2 separate regions of the Homo sapiens genome follow, and region 2 is linked to region 1. Evidence: read pairs that join two places in POLR2A ChIA-PET (ENCODE). Cell type or tissue: GM12878. All regions are shown on one strand. Links, peaks and the distances in the headings refer to the core of each region. The heading gives the core; the rest is flanking DNA.

Region 1 (8,337 bases), core at 265-8,264:
AACTTTTTTCTAATTGAATGTCATGTTTTCTGGCTTCAAAAATGGTGTTAATTGAAGGGTTAACCAAAACAGCTTTTAAATGTACACACGATTACTAAATGTATCCTAATTAAAGAAATGGTAAAAGAAGTGTGCCTTAGAACCAGAGACATTTGTTGCCTGGTGCCTAGGAGCTATCAAGTAATGATTGCTGCTGCTGGCGGGGGCGGTGCAGGGGTTGGGGGTGGGTAGTGGTGTGATAACTTAGGTTGTCTTTCTGATGGAGGATGTCAGTATTGCTGAAAACCTTCCAGCAAGTTTGCCCATTGCCTCCTGGTCATTAAACCTAAACTGTTCTGTCTAGTATTTAAGGCTTCCCCGACCCTGTGGCATTTTCCTCTGTTCCCAGTTACCATCCCTCTGGACCGTCCCTCTGTCTTTCCATTTCAAACGCTAGTTTTTCAAGGCCTGTGGGCATCTCAGGCTCACCCCTTCTCTCTTCCTTCCTTGAAATGTGATTGGTGATTTCTAAACCAATCACTGTAGACCAGTGCTGTCCAAAAATACAATGCAAGCCACATGCGTAATTTTCAAATTCAAAGTAATATTTTTAAAAACCCGATAACAAAAATCAGGTGGAATTAATTATAATCTATTTTATTTAACACAATATATAAAAATGTCTTTTCAGTATGTATATATACGACATTATTAATGAGATGTTGGTTTTTGGTACTAGGTGTTTAAAATCAGTTGTCTGTTTTGTACTTACAGCACCTGTTTGTCAGATGCGCAGCCACCCCCTGTGTCTAGTGTCAACCACATTGGACAGCACCAGACCCTATTCTAGTAGACTGTGGTGGCACAGGTGTGAAAGAGAAACCGTGGATAACGGAGCTGCTTTTCAGCCCTAGGGGCGTGCTCAAGAATCCCCCGTTACTCTGATCAAAGGACTTGCTAAGTTTAGAAATAAAGCGCTTTACAAATCAAATGTATGTAATTCAAATTTAAGATTATTCAAATTAAGAACATTTAAAGCTAACATTCAGCAACAATTTTAGTTTCTCTTTCAGTAGTCCTCCAGTTTAAATGGAAGCCTGAAAGAAAACTGCCTCTTACTGTTTTCCAAAGTGAATAATAATATACTCAGAATAACCAGTTGTCAGAATTATCCATTTAGGGAGAATCCATTGAGTTAAAGAGTGGTATTTCTATTTAGGTGCTAAAGAGTGTGATGAAACAAATTTCTGAGAGGTTGTGCCCATGGGCTGTTTACGTGAATTATCTCACACGTTCTCCTCTGACAGATGAAAACTGATCCAGTGCCTGACATTGTTGAAACTTGCCATTCTGAACTTCACTTCTCCATTCCCTAAGCGAGGTCTTCCAGCAAGAGTTTCTGCTTTGTTATCTAGTGTGATAAAAATCAGCCTGTCTTCACAGACTATGGCTTTTTATTGAGTGAGATTTCATTTTTGCAGCAGGAAAGATCTGGTGCCTCCATGACCCGCCTCTGTGAGGTCTGCTGCTGTCATGAGACCGAGTGAGGCAGTGCTTCACGGCCCTTTCACTTACGCAGAATATTAAAGGTCGTTTTAGTGCGATTCAGATATGATTTAAACTTGTTTGAAATTCTGAATTTATAGGGTAGATTCAGGCACATAATTTGCTTCCTTTTGTCCTAATTCTGGCTTTTTCCCTGCTTTTGGCTATTGGGCTGCAAAGTAGAAGTACAGCATCCCCCTCTGTATCTGCAGAATCCTCGTGGGGGATTCAACCAACCACAGACTGAAAATATGCAGGGAAAGAAGTGGATGGTTGCATCTCAACATGCACAGACTTTTTTTTGTCTTGTCATTATTCCCTAAACAGTACAGCATAACAAATATTTACATCGCATTCACATCGTATTGGGTGTCATAGGTGATCTAGAGATGATTTAAGGTATGTGAGAAGATGTGTGTAGGTTATATGCAAATATTGGGACATTTCAAATCAGGGATTTGAGCATCTGTGGATGTTGGTGTCTGTGGGAGTCCTGGAACCAGTCCCCCACAGATACCAAGGAACAGCTGTCCTCATAAGAGGACAGAAGAGTGTCCTTCTGAGGGGTGTAGGGCTGCTCACTGTGTTCAGCTTTCTTGGTGGGAATGCTAGTCTGAGTTTGTAAAATGCCTGCATTACAAGTAATTTTTAAAGGAGTACAGCCTTATCTCCAAGACAAGGAGTAGCGTATCTTGACTACTACTGGTGGTCTTGGGACTCCTCTGACATAGATGCCAGAGTGTTTATATCCAGGCTTGATTGGAAATTTCCATTGAATTGTAGATTGGGATTTGTCCTTTCATTTCATCTGTGTGTGTGTCATTTTCACTTTTGACTAAAATGTATAAGTAATAATAGCATTTTTCAATGTAAAAATATTTTACATGGTTTCTGATGGGACAATACGATAATGTCTGTAAAGATGTACGCACAATAACTATACTTAAGATAACCCAAGTTCCATTTATAGGATTCTCATCTTCAAAGAAATTGTATACGGTACCAGTCACACGCTACAGTAATACAGTAAAATAATAAAAGTCATACAGTGAAAAAGATTTTTATTCAAGGCATCATTAAGGATTAAAACTATGCCATATTGGAGTTGAGTCTTGATGAGTAACATTTTCATTGGTATTTTCCATCCTAAGCTGGATATGTTTCACGTTTATTTCAGTTACGCTTCTTGATAGGAAACACATGGCTTCATTGGCAGCCTGCAGTTTCCATAAGTATCTTATGAGCTCTTCCTGTTCAGAGCACTGGTGATATAAAATGAAATGGCTTTCCCGTTTTATTTTTGGATGCTAATGACTTCCATCTCCACAGGCATTGGAATGGATACTTGTGTCATTCCTTTGAGGCACGGTGGGCTTTCCTTGGTTCAAACCACAGATTACATTTACCCGATCGTAGACGACCCTTACATGATGGTAAGCGTGAGCCGATGTGTTTTTGTGACTGGAAGGGCTTATTTGTTTGGTTTGGGTTGTGGCTGGGGTTTTGTATGTATCTGTGGGGTTTTGGTTTTATTTCTGTTATATCCCGACTATACTGCCCCACCCTGCCCAGACTCCTGCAGTTGCTGAAGTCAGGCCTGTCCCCTGCCCACACTTGGCACTGGGCATAAAGCAATTAGGGAGGAAGCAGGGAAGGCCCTCTGCTGCTGTTGCAACTGAGTACATGCTGTGAGTAAGAACACCTCTTGTTTAGTAGCATGTCAATGGCCTGTTTTTGTCATTTTCTTCTTTCTTGCACCTTCTCTTCTTTGACATTGGTAACCTCCATCACCCCTGTGTTTTAGGCTGGAGATGTTACTGTCCTCTGTAATAGGACTGATCCTAAATGTTTCCTTCAAGAGATTAAGGAGCTAGTATCTCATCACAATTAGATGCCTCAAACATTAATTCGGATATCTGGTTAATTCACTCAACCCAGCCACTTGCACACCCACCACCGTGTGATGTGCCGCTGTACATAGTAGGTTTCTGACCACTGAGTTAAAGTTCCTGGCTACTGATGATACACTGCTGAGGTGTGTTCCCCAGTTGTTTACTGCGTAGTTGCAGCCAGCCACCCTTTGATCCACCCAACCTTTAACCCCAATTTGCTACCACCCAGGAGGAGCCAGTGGAGAGACTAGGAAAATCTGGTTTGCTATAAAATGCCAGGTGTTCTTCGTGTGTGGCAAGGACAGTGGGATCAGGCTGCACTGTAGGGACTTTATCATGAGGCAGCCACGTGGGGGGTGTTCACCCTCAGGTACCAGTGACAAATACCAGATTATTGGAAACCTATATTTCTTCCGCACATCTGTCCGTTTTCTCCTCTGGAGCAATACTCTTGAGACTGGGCAGGTAAGCCACAGCCCAGGTCCCACATGACCAGGTGGCAGGGATGGCTAAAACCACAGTCCATTGTTTTCCAGCATCTCCTAAAATGAGAGCACCCAGAACAGAAGGGGCGCTAAATCACCACCCCCCTAACTAGCGATTGGCTTGTGCGAGTTGTAGACCACCTGTTGGCCTTGTGGACTGGCTTGATGATACTGAAAGTGTGGCCACAGATGGTTGTTGAGCTGCATTGCTGACCTCCAGGAATGTATAAGAAAGCCTAAAGCAAGCAATTAAACAGCCACTGGAAGTGATAACACTTGGGAGTTTGATTATCCTTATGTCAGAAGGAAAATTTGTATTTTCTCTTTATTGTCTATAAAAGATAAAAATTTAGATAAGGGCAACTTAACTTTTAAAAATCTCCAGTGGCAATAAAAAAATCTTCATTACCACATTTCTGTTGAATTGTATTTTAAAGTTCCTAATAAAATGACATCATTTACTGGGAAATGCTTCTTTTTCTTTTGAAAACAATATGACTTCAGCCCTGGGTATTTTTTTATTTGTTTCTTAAGATGATTTTTCTGTTTATCTCATACATCCTTGAAAAGAAGCTACAAAAATTTTTTTTGTTTTTTTTTTGTTGTTGTTTATTGACAGTCTTGCTCTGTTGCCCAGGCTAGAGTGCAGTGGCACGATCTCAGCTTACTGCAACCTCCACCTCCCAGGTTCAAGCAATTCTCATGCCTCAGGCTCCCAAGTAGCTGAGACTACAGGTGTGCACCACCATGCCCAGCTAATTTTTATATTTTTAGTAGAAACAGCATTTTACCATGTTGGCCAGGCTGGTCTTTAACTCCTGGCCTCAAGTGATCCACCTGATTCGGCCTCTCAAATTGCTGGGATTACAGGCGTGAGCTATCACACCCAGCCTAAGCTGCAAACATTTCTTAATCCAAGTGCACAAAGACTATCTCCATCTCTATAACCACTAAAGCCAGCCATTTTTAGAATCTGTTTGGGATATGTGGCTGTTTCCAACTTTTCTTTAGGAGAGTTGTTTGCAGGCTTTTTCGCTCCATAGCTCTTCCCCCAAGACTGTCGGTTCTAAACTTGCTTCTCCTCCTCATTCGCTGCACATATACCCCTTCCCCTATCTAAATAAATTGCAGACTTCTAAAATTTAGAATGGAGAAAAACTGGTACATTCTTTGTCCTGCACAAGAAAGAGGTGGTAACAGGAATGTCTGAGAAAAAACGAATGGCCTAGTGACTCTGTGATGCAGGAAAGGTTGCCAGTCTGCAAATCATAGAAACTGAGGACCCCATCCTAGTAGCTGCTACTCCTGGAAAGTCTCCACGTTCTCTGTGGAGTCCACTCCATGGCTCACTCAGTTTCTGCAGATGGAAAGTCCCCGGTCGTCCTTTCTCATGTTTCCCTCTCTTCCCAGGGCAGGATAGCGTGTGCCAATGTCCTCAGTGACCTCTATGCAATGGGGGTCACGGAATGTGACAATATGCTGATGCTCCTTGGAGTCAGTAATAAAATGACCGACAGGGTAAGTAGGAGCTACCCGGCTGCTGCCTGGTCCGTGTTGTCCCGGTGGCATCTCTGGCCTTGGTTAGACTTGGTTTCCCATCTAGAAAGCGAGGAGCCCAGGCCATATGGCTCCCTGCACTCCTTCTGGCTCTCCACTTTTTGGCAGTTACCAGTAAATTAAAATGAGGAAGCCTGGCCTAGTCATCTCTGCACTTCTGCCACCTGCTCCCTTTCTCTCTTCCCAGTAGACTGAAACCAAGACTTTTTTTTTTTTTTTTTTTGAGACAGGAGTCTCACTCTGTCGCCCAGGCTGGAGTGTAGTGGCGCAATCTCAGTCCACTGCAACCTCCGCCTCCCGGGTTCAAACAATTCTCCTGCCTCAGCCTCCCAAGTAGCTGGGATTACAGGCACGTACCACCACACCTGGCTATTTTGTGTATTTTTATTAGAGACGGGGTTTTATCACGTTGGCCAGGCTGTTCCTGAACTCCTGACCTCAGGTAATCCACCTATCTCGGCATCCCAAAGTGCTGGGATTGCAGGCGTGAAACACCGTGCCCGGCCCAAGGCATTTGTGTATATTTTTTTTTGTTTTATTGAGACAGAGTCTCACTCTGTCACCCAGGCTAGAGTGTAGTGGCACAAGCTCAGCTCACTGCAACCTCCACCTCCCAGGTTCAAGCGATTCTCCTGCCTCAGCCTCCCAAGTAGCTGGGATTACAGGGGCACACCAGCACCCCCAGCTAATTTTTATATTTTCAGTAGAGATGGGGTTTCACCATGTTGGTCAGGCTGGTCTCGAACTCCTGAGCTCGTGATCCACCCACTTCGGCCTCCCAAAGTGCTGGGATTATAGGCATGAGCCACCGTGCCCGACCTGTGCATTTTTTAAAATAAAGTTTTGGCCATAGTAATGGTGCCTCAGTGTGAATCAGGCACAGCCTTACAGATGTGGGACACGTGGCACTTAGAGGGCACTCCCTCTGCTGTGGCTGGGGATGTCGTGGACGTAGATGGTGACGGGGGATAGGGCCACCAGGGGCTCACGCCTCTGTGTCATCGCCTAGCATTCTGTGCCCTTGCTGCCTGAACCTGTTCTTTGAACCAGAGATGAATTCCTATTTAGATAGACAGGTACTTGTTTTTGTCCCAAGAGCCCCCAACAGTTTGCCCTGCCTTAGAGAAACTTGAGTTTCCAGTAGGCTCTTTCCTGCCCTTGAACATGGGCTGTAGTCATCAGTGGTGCATGGTGGTCTTGGCGCAGGCTCTGTCAGTGTGGGTTACTCGTAGCCTGCAGCCAAGCCTTGGTAGGATGGATGCCTACTGCAGGGCAGGGGACCTGTGCTTAGGAAGCCAGTCTTGAGATTCTCAAGGAGCACTGGACAGCTGGCTTCCAGCAGTCATCAGACCTAGGGCTGGTCCTGTGCACTGAGTCCAGACAATGTTGGTGTCTGGGCTTTATTTACATTGTTGTCTAGAACATCTTCCAGCATTGGATAAAATGATGACAATGTGAAATATTTTCTAGCTTTTGTTTTTGTTTGTTTTTGAGACAAGATCTCCCTGTGTTGCCCAGGTTGGAGTGCAGTGGTGTGATGAGAGCTCACTGCAGCAGCCTCAGCCTCCCGGGCTCAAGACATCCTCCCACTTCAGCCTCCGGAATAGCTGGGACCACAGGCACATGCCACCACACCAAGCAATATTTTTTTTTTTTGTTTTTGAGATGAAGTCTCACTCTTGTGCCCAGGGCTGGAGTGCAGTGATGCGATCTTGGCTAACTACAACCTCTGCCTCCCAGGTTCAAGCGATTCTCCTGCCTCAGCCTCCCAAGTAGCTGGGATTACAGGCGCATGCTACCACACCCGGCTAATTTTTGTATTTTTAGTAGAGACGGGGTTTCACCATGTTGGCCAGGCTGGTCTCAAACTCCTGACCTCAGGTGATCTGCCCGCCTCAGCCTCCCAAAGTGCTGGGAATACAGGCATGAGCCACTGTGCCCGGTCACCCAGCAATTTTTACATGTTTCGTAGAGAAAGGGGTCTGTCTGCATTGCCCAGACTGGTCTTAAACTCCTGGGCTCAAGCTCTCTGCCCACCTCGGACTCCCAAAGTGCTGGGATTACAGGCGTGAGCGATTATGCCTGGCCCCTAACAACCTTCCCTGTCTGTAAACTTTGAGGACTTCCTTTAGGATTTTATGGTTCTTTTTATAACTGTAAGTGTAAAAACCTTCTTTTCTGGGTTTTGAACAGAATTCTTTGACTTTTTATTTGTACCTTTTTCAACCTTAGGAAAGGGATAAAGTGATGCCTCTGATTATCCAAGGTTTTAAAGACGCAGCTGAGGAAGCAGGAACATCTGTAACAGGCGGCCAAACAGTACTAAACCCCTGGATTGTCCTGGGAGGAGTGGCTACCACTGTCTGCCAACCCAATGAATTTATCATGTAAGTTGATTTTTGTTTCATATCACCTGACCTGTTTTTCTCTCTCTGTCCTCTCTTTTTAAAAATTGATGTATTAAGGTCAGGTGCAGTGGCTCACACATATGATCCCAGACTTTGGTAGGCCGAGGCGGGCAGATCACCTGAGGTCAGGAGTTTGAGACCAGCCTGGCCAATGTGGCGAAACCCTGTCTCTACTAAAAATACAAAAATTAGCCAGGCATGGTGGGGCAAGCCTGTAGTTTCAGCTACTCTGGAGGCTGAGGCAGGAGAATCGCTTGAACCCCAGGGGTGGAGGTTGCAGTGAGCTGAGATCATGCCCCTGCACTCTAGCCTGGGCAACAGAACAAGATTCTGTCTCCAAAAAAAAAAAAGACAAGAACGCAAGGCTGGGCGCGGTTGCTCATGCCTGTAATCCCAGCGCTTTTGGAGGCCAAGGCGGGTGGATCACCTGAGGTTGGGAGTTTGAGACCAGCCTGACCAACATGGAGAAAC
Region 2 (8,337 bases), core at 179-8,178, 240 kb after region 1:
TGATGAGGTTTCGCCATGTTGACCAGCCTGGTATTGAACTCCTGACCTCGGGTGATCCACCTGCCTCGGCCTTCCAAAGTGCTGGGATTACATGTGTGAGCCACGGTGCCCAGCCACCCAAAAATTTTAGATAAGGCCTCTGGACCCACAGCCCTCACCTAAGGATGCTGAGAAGATTAAAGAGGAAATACGTCTTCAACACCTAGAAGAACGCCTGGCTCATGGTGTTTGTTGCTGTTGCTTGTGTTAGAGCCGGTTCTGTTTCTTAGCCTGGATCATCCCGTTTGGTGACTCCATCTTCCTGCACACTTCCATGGGTAGATGGAATCTAAATGCAGCGAAAAAACTGAAATAATAGCATGCTCTTAGCTGATTTGTTGATGTGGTTTTGTGGTGGGTAAATGTAGAGCAGTGTGGGAAGGTTTTTAGTGAGATCCTAATCTGGGTTTGATGTTCCTTGTGTTCCCTTTCCACCCCAATCTCCTCTGTTTGGAGTTAGCAACGAGTCCCTTTGGGCTTCCTACCTTCAGGAGCGTTGGCTGGACTCCTGGCAACAGCTCTTAGAAGTACAGCCTTTCTTCTTGTCTTTTGAGAAAGCCTGATCTCAATACATCCATGATCTACCCCAGATGTCCTGGAGGAAGAGCCAGAGCTGGGTGGGGTGGAGGCTTTCACAACAGTTGGAGGGAGGAGTGACTCCCCCGCCCCCAGATTGGGAGGAGGAGTGGGATGGTGGTCTTATGAGCATCAAGGACTCAAGCCTCAGTCCCTGCAGCACCCAGACAGACAGCAAGCTCTTGGGATGCACCTACTGGACTTTGGGAACCTCCCGCAGATTCTGCTGCCCAGGCTTGTCATTGGAAACAGCAGAGACTGTTCCCTAGAAGAACCATTTGATAATGAGGGTATCAGTGGCAATGTTGCTGGGCTGAAAAATAAATGGCCCTTACTTCAATGGGTACCAAAAGCCCTCCTGGAGTTTTGCATGGCCGTAGGGAAGGAGACCTCCCCTCTCCAGACCCCAGTGGTGCCCGAAAATAGGTTTCCGTACACCCCTGCAGAACTGGGTTTAAAGAAAGTAAAGAGGCCCAGGGCGGTGGCTCACGCCTGTAATCCCAGCACTTTGGGAGGATCGTTTGAGGTCAGGAGTTCAAGACCAGCCTGGCTAACATGGTGAAACCCTATCTCTACTAAAAATATAAAAATTAGCCAGGCAGTAGTGGTGCGTGCCTGTAATCTCAGCTACTTGAGAGGCTGAGGCAGGAGAATTGCTTGAGCCTGGGAGTCAAAGGTTGCGCTGAGCCAAGATGGTGCCACTGCACTCCAGCCTGGGCCATGGAGTGAGACTCTGTCCAAAAAGAAAGAGAGAGAGAGAGAGAAGGAAGAAAGGTAAGAAGGAGGGAAGGAAGGAAGTAGAGAGAGAAAGGAAGGAGGGAAGGAAGGAAGGAAGGAAAAGAAAAGAAAAGATATGTAATATTTTTATGTGCATCTGAGGTGGTAGACTAATATTCGTACTTGCTACCCCAGATGCCAAAGACTACATATGCTATGACTCCATATACATTAAATGTCCAGAAAAGGAAAGTAGAAAAAGACAGAAATCAGACCAGTAGTTGCCTGAAATTGGGGGTGGCTTTGAACTGCAAAGGAACTCGAGGGGATTTTTGGGGGATGATGGAAATATACTAAATTTGAATTGTAATGATGGTTTTACAACTTTTTAAGTGTAATTGAAAGCCATGAATCATACATTTACAAATGGGGTGAATTTTATGGCATGTGGATTATACCTCAATAGAGCTGTACAAACACCACCAAAAAGAACACGACCTAATAATTATGTCCAATAAAGCAGGGGTCCCCAAACCCCGGGTGGTGAACCAGTACTGGCCTGTGGCCTCTCAGGAACTAGACCGAACAGCAGGAGGTGAGCAACGGGTGGGTGAGCATTATGGCCTAAGCTCCGCCTCTTGTCAGATCAGCAGCTGCATTAGATTTTCATAGGAGCGTGAACCCTATTGTCAACAGAACATGCAAGGGATCTAGGTTGCGTGCTTCTTATGAGACTCTAATGCCTGATGATCTGAGGTGGACCCATTTCATCCCAAAACCACCCCCCCACCCACCACCATCCATGGAAAAATTGTCTTCCATGAAACCAGTTCCTGGTGTCAAAAATGTTGGGGACTGCTGCAGCAAAGGGTGTGCCCCTGCTCCTGTGAGGCCACTGGTGTGGTCGCTGCATGAATCATCTGCCCTATGGTTGACCTTGGTCTGGACTTTGTCTCAGCTTTAGTTTGATTCAGTTCATCACTGGTTCCAAATATTCCGAGGATGAGTTCCTTGGAAAGTTAAACAGAGAGTTATGATATGACCCAGCAATTCCACTTCTAGGTGTACACTCCAAAGAAACTGAAAACAGAGACTCAAACAGGTGCGTGTCTATGCCTCTAATAGGTTGCTTTCCTTTCCCTGAAATCCAGCATGAAAGCAACTCCCTGTATGAGAAGCAAGGTGTATGGTTGAAGCCTCCATCAGAATGAGGCTCTGGGATTAGGGTCCAACCTACAGCCTCAGCCAAGTACCCAGAGTCCCAGGGACCATGGCTCTGCTTTGAGACAAGCCTGTTCACGGTGTGTGTGCTGTGCTAAGCTCCTCCTTCCTCTCCTTCCTCCCATGTTTTTTGTTTGTTTGACAGAGCATCTTGCTCTGTCACCCAGGCTGGAGTGCAGTGGCATAGTCGTGGCTCACTGCAGCCTCGAACTCCTGGGCTCAAGCAATTCTCCCACCTCAGCCTGCCAAGTAGCTGGGACTATAGGCATGCACCACCATGCCTGGCTAATTTTTGTATTTTTTGTAGACATAGGGTTTCACCATGTTGCCCAGGCTGGTCTTAAACTCATGACCTCAAGTGATCCTTCCACCTCGGCCTCCCAAAGTGCTGGAATTACAGACATAACTCTCTGTGCCGGGCCTGCCTCATGTTTAAAAATCTTGAAATAGGCCGGGCACAGTGGCTTACACCTGTAATCCCAGCACTTTGGGTGGCTGAGGTGGGCGGGTCATGAGGTCAAGAGATCAAGACCATCCTGGTCAACATGGTGAAACCCCATCTCTACTAAAAAAACAAAAATTAGCTGGGCATGGTGGCACACGCCTATAGTCCCAGCTACTAGAGGCTGAGGTAGGAGAATCTCTTGAACCTGGGAGGTGGAGGTTGCAGTGAGCCGAGATCGTGCCATTGCACTCCAGCCTGGGTGAGTATCATCATCATCATCATCATCATCATCATCATCATCATCATCATCATCATCTTGAAAAGTAAACTCACTGGGAAAGAGCCAGGTATTTACCCCTTAGGTTATGGTTGGCCCTCTGTAAATAATAGATAAGAATGCTGCTTATTAATTACTTCCTATGCCTGTCCCATTAGAACCTGTCTAATCCCTGCCGCCTTTTGTACCAAATCAAAGCACAGCACCGATGAAATGTTAAGTCTTTGCTTCCTTGTTTTGCTACAAAACTGTCATGAGTTCCTTTAGCAAAATTTTCTGTTTAAGTATTAATTAGCCAGAGCTGGTGATTTGGGAAAATAATCACTGTAATGCACCACAGTTCCTCGTCATTGTCTGAAAAATACTATCATTATCTTCTTTGCATGCCTGAGGAGTGAAAAATGGCCTGGCTGTCTAATTTTAGACATAGTTTTAGCTTCTTTGGATTAAATAATTGATCAGTAGTAGGAAAGTACAAGTGATTTGTCTTTTTTCCATCTCACTTATTTTTTTTCCAAACTAAGGTGTCTCACTTCTCTGAAAAAGTGCATGGTGGAGTGAGGGAGGACACAGAGACCTGGGTATCAGGCTACCTCGGCCCTACCTGAGAACTCACCCCTAGGCCTTGACCTCTTCATCAGTGAGGGAAGTCAGGGGCTAAGATAGATAACCTCTTAGCTTCTCTCCAGCTTGAAAAAAATTAGAATTTGTTTTTCATTTCTTATATTTGGTATACAATTTTAGTAGATGCCAAATTAATTTGAATTTAAGCCTCTTCCTTCTGTAGAGGTTGACTTAATACTTGGCTGGTGATATGGTTTGGCTGTGTCCCCACCCAAATCTCATCTTGAATTGTAGCTTCCATAATTCCCGTGTGTTGTGGGAGGGACCTGGTGGGAGATAATTGAATCATGGGGGTGTTTTCCTCCATACTGTTCTCATGGTAGTGAATAAGTCTCACGAGATGTGATGGTTTTATAAGGGGAAACCCCTTTCACTTGGTTCTCATTCTCTCTCTTGCCTGCCGCCATGTAAGATGTGCTTTTCGCCTTCCGCTATGATTGTGAGGCCTCCCCAGCCACGTGGAACTGTGAGTCCATTAAACCTCTTTTTCTTTATAAATCACCCAGTATCAGGTATATCTTTATCAGCAGCATGAAAACAGACTAATACAGCTGGTTAAATTGTCATAAATGATTTTGCGGTTTGAAAAGTCAGTAACTCCTTTGTTTTTGAAAAAAAAAAAAAAAAAAAAGGTGAGGGGTTCATACATGACTTTCCACTAGATCACAATACACCTGCCTTAGCTAGATTGTCTGTGCCTTTTATACCCACGAAAAGTCAACATTTCTCTCACCAGGTTGCCTTGACCCTTTTCGGCTTTGCGGGCAGAGTTCCTGCTCCCCTGTTATAGGCCAGGAGACAGTCATTAAATTTGTAGGCACATTGCATTGTCTTCTGGAGCAGTAACACAGATTTCTGGGCGGCTGGTCTCATCAGATCTGCACAGCTGGATGCCAGCAACATTTTGCTTCTTTCTTTCCTAAGGCCTATGGTTCACTTCTCCAGCTGCTATATCTTTAAATTTTGCAACTGGTCACCCCTGTGTTATTCCTGACCTCATCCATTCCTTTTTCTGAATCTACTGGGAGCCAGGGGAGAAGATGCCTTAGGTCACACGGGGGTTACTCCAATGTGAGTTAGCTTTACAGAAAGCAATTCTTACCAAGTTAATTTGATCTGACCCAAGGGAGGCAGAAAGAAATCCCAGTCATAACAGACTTCTTGCAGAGACAATTGGATATTCATGGACTATTATGGCAAAGGTGGCCAAGTTTTGAAGGGTTGGCTGTGAAAACTCCTAGAGGAAGATCTGTTAGTGAACTTGGAAGCACTTAGGCAGTATTTCCCATTGCAACGATTTCAGAGACTTCAAAAGCTGATCTTACATAAATTTAGAACTTTCCCATTCACTGTGTCTTATTATAATTCTGGGAAGTGGCTCCATTCTGTTTATTATAGAAACAAGAGAAGAGTCTCTGTGAATCTTTTTATAAAATGATTTCCTGTCTACCTTGGTTCCCATACTCACGAATTGTTTAATTCACCTTCAGCACAAAAGTATATTTTAGTTGATTCTGGCTTGGTTGGCTCAAGCGAACTTTCTTTGTATGTTCACAGTGTGCCCGCCTCCACCACCTTTGCTGCAGCTATCTGCACCCTGCACTCTTTCTTCTTTGCTCTTATCTGCCACCCTCCCCTCTCCTCCCACCATCAGCCCTTTTCACTGCAAGGCTGTATGACACAACATTGACACTTTGGTGTCCTTTCAATTTCAGGTGGCATCTTTCCAGAGCCTCTGGCATTTAGGATTATTTCTAATTCTGCAATAAAAACCTTGTCTGCCAAAGGGATTTCAGGATCTGCCAGCAAGGAGGAATTTTTTTTTTTTTTTTTTTTTGGATTGGGCTTTTCTCAGTAAGCTTGAAATCAGACACTTAGGGAACTTCCATCTTGGCTACAAAAAAAGGTTATGTATTTGACTCTGTTATTTAAAAGGGGTTATGCTTGGAAGCTTTTATGCAGATGGAGGGGAGAGAACTTTAGGATGATGAGATGTACCTGAGGAGATGAAGGGAGTTGTTGAAGGCGAACATTTCTGCGTTGGGCGACTGAATGGAGGGTAGCAGTATTAGCTGAGATGGTGTTTTTGTCCATCCTGGCTGTTATAACAAAATACCATAAACAGAGTGGCTTATAAATAGAAATTGATTTCTCACAGTTCTGGAGGCTGGGAAGTCCAAGATCAAGGCACTGGCAGTGTCTGGTGAGGGCCTGCCTCCTGGTTCATAGACATCATCTTGCAGTGTCCTCATGTGGTGGAAGGGTTGATGCAGCTCTCTGGGGTCTCTTTCATGAGGGCACTAATCTCATTTGTGAGGGCTCTCCTCTCATGACCTAATCACCCCCCAAAAGGCTTCACCTCCTGTGATGGCTAATATTGAGTGTCAACTTGATCAGATTGAAGGATGCAAAATATTGTTTCTGGGTATGTCTGTGAGTGGGTTGCCAGAGGATATTAAGATTTGCTTCAGTGGACTGGGAGAGGCAGGCCCACCCTCAATCTGGGTGGGCACCATCCAGTTGGTTGCCAGTGAGGCTAGAAAAAGCAGGCAGAAGAAGGTGGAAGGGCAGACTTGCTGAGTCTTCCAGACTTCATCTTTCTCCTGTGCTGGATGCTTCCTGCCCTTGAACATCAGACTCCAAGTTCTTCGGCCCTTGGACTCTAGGACTTACTGCAGTGGTTTGCTGGGGGCTCTCAGGCTTTTGGCCACAGACTGAAGGCTGCACTGTCAGCTTCCCTACTTTTGAGGCTTTGGGACTTGGACTGAGCCACTACTGGCTTCCTTGCTCCTCAGCTTCCAGACAGCCTGTCATGGGACTTCACCCTGTGATCGTGTGAGTCAATTCTCCTTAATAAACTCCCTTCAATATATGCATCTGTCCTTTTACTTCTGTCCCTCTAGAGAACCCTGACTAATAACACCTCCTAATACCCTCACCTGCCGGTGAGGATTTCAATCTATGGATTTTGGGAGGACACAAACATTTAGACCCTAGCAGATGAGAAACCCAGGACAGGCAGCTGCCCTGGGGGAAGGAGATTAGTTCTGAGTAACTTGCATTACTTGTGGGATAGGTGAATGAAGAGGTCCACACCTATTTGGAAAAATGGGCCTGAACCTCAGGATAGAGATTAAGCTTGGAAATATGGACTTAGTCCTTCTCAGAGACCTCCTCTAAAAGGGCTGAATTCTAGCACAATTTGCAATTGCAAAAATGTGGAACCAACCCAAATGCCCATCAATCAATGAGTGGATAAAGAAATGGTATGGCCAGGTGCGGTGGCTCAAACCTGTAATCCTAGCACTTTGGGAGGCCAAGGCAGGTGGATAACGAGGTCAGGAGATCAAGACAATCTGGCCAACATGGTGAAACCTTGTCTCTCCTAAAATACAAAATAAATTAGCTAGGCATGGTGGCACGCACCTGTAGTCCCAGCTACTTGGGAGGCTGAGGCAGGGGACTCGCTTGAACCTAGGTGGTGGAGATTGCAGTGAGCTGAGATCACACCACCGCACTCCAGCCTGGTGACAGAATGAGACTCTGACACAAAAAAAAAAAAAAAAGAAAGAAACGGTGATATATATATATATATATATATATATATATATATATATATATATCTAACGGAATACTACTCAGCCATAAAAAGGAATGAATTAATGGTATTTGCAGCAACCTGGATGAGATTGGAGGCTATTATTCTAAGTGAAGTAACTCAGGCATGGAAAACCAAACATCGTATGTTCTCACTCACAGCAGTGAGGATGCAATGGCGTAAGAATGACACAATGGACTTTGGGAACTCACGGAGAAAGGGTGGGAGGGGGGTGGGGGATAAAAGGCTACAAATTGGGTGCAGTGTCCACTGCTCGGGTGATGGGAGCACCAAAATCTCACAAACCACCAGTAAAAAACTTATCCCTGTAACCAAACACCACCTGCTCCCCAATAACCTTTGGAAATAAAAAAATTAAAATTTAAATTTAAAAAAATGGCTGAATTCTAGAGAATTCCTCCAATTTAAGGGGGGGTGCTGAAAGAAAATAAAAAGTTGGAGAGGAGAGAAGAGGGAGCATCCAGATAAGAGAAAGCGAAACTAGGAGAGAGCAATGTCCCCGAAGTCAAGTGAGGAAAAGTATCAGGAAGGAGAGGGCATTGAAGGTGTCCGGGGCCAGAGTACCCCGAGGAATGGGGACAGAAAAGCAAGTTTGAGAATTGAAGACTCTAATCAAGTGATGGGACAATAGTCCCAGCAACTTCAAAGAATATAACAATAGTACTAAGTTGTTTACTTGCATTCTTTATATGATTCATATAAAGAATTCATAATAAGTGTTAAACATAAAGAAATGTTCACTTACAAATATTCATAAATAAGTGTTCACTTACAAATATTCATAAGTGTTCATTTATAAATATTCATAAATAAGTGTTA

The links. ChIA-PET counts read pairs that join two places held together with the same protein. Peaks named below come from ENCODE experiments on the same cell type or tissue, not always from the same donor. Only the 100,000 strongest peaks of a DNase experiment are listed, where the experiment ranks them.
Region 2: POLR2A ChIA-PET joins it to region 1 with 11 read pairs; 5 of 35 experiments call an interaction of 5 or more read pairs at or near these places.

The regions. Positions count from the first base shown.
Region 1 is chr10:13,333,325-13,341,661 of GRCh38, reverse strand. It overlaps SEPHS1 (selenophosphate synthetase 1), which reads left to right. Exons shown (of 9, transcript NM_012247.5): 3 at 2,854-2,957; 4 at 5,312-5,419; 5 at 7,691-7,845. Among named protein-coding and RNA genes, the nearest start is that of SEPHS1, 11 kb to the left of the region's middle. RefSeq lists enhancers at 1-45, 5,878-6,377, 6,378-6,879. In GM12878, for the core only: no CTCF peak of the experiment used is centred there; a DNase peak (open chromatin) is centred at 851; H3K4me3 peaks cover 1,269 bases; H3K27ac peaks cover 2,212 bases.
Region 2 is chr10:13,089,220-13,097,556 of GRCh38, reverse strand. It overlaps a transcript of CCDC3 not described here. Among named protein-coding and RNA genes, the nearest start is that of OPTN, 6.8 kb to the left of the region's middle. In GM12878, for the core only: no CTCF peak of the experiment used is centred there; no DNase peak of the experiment used is centred there.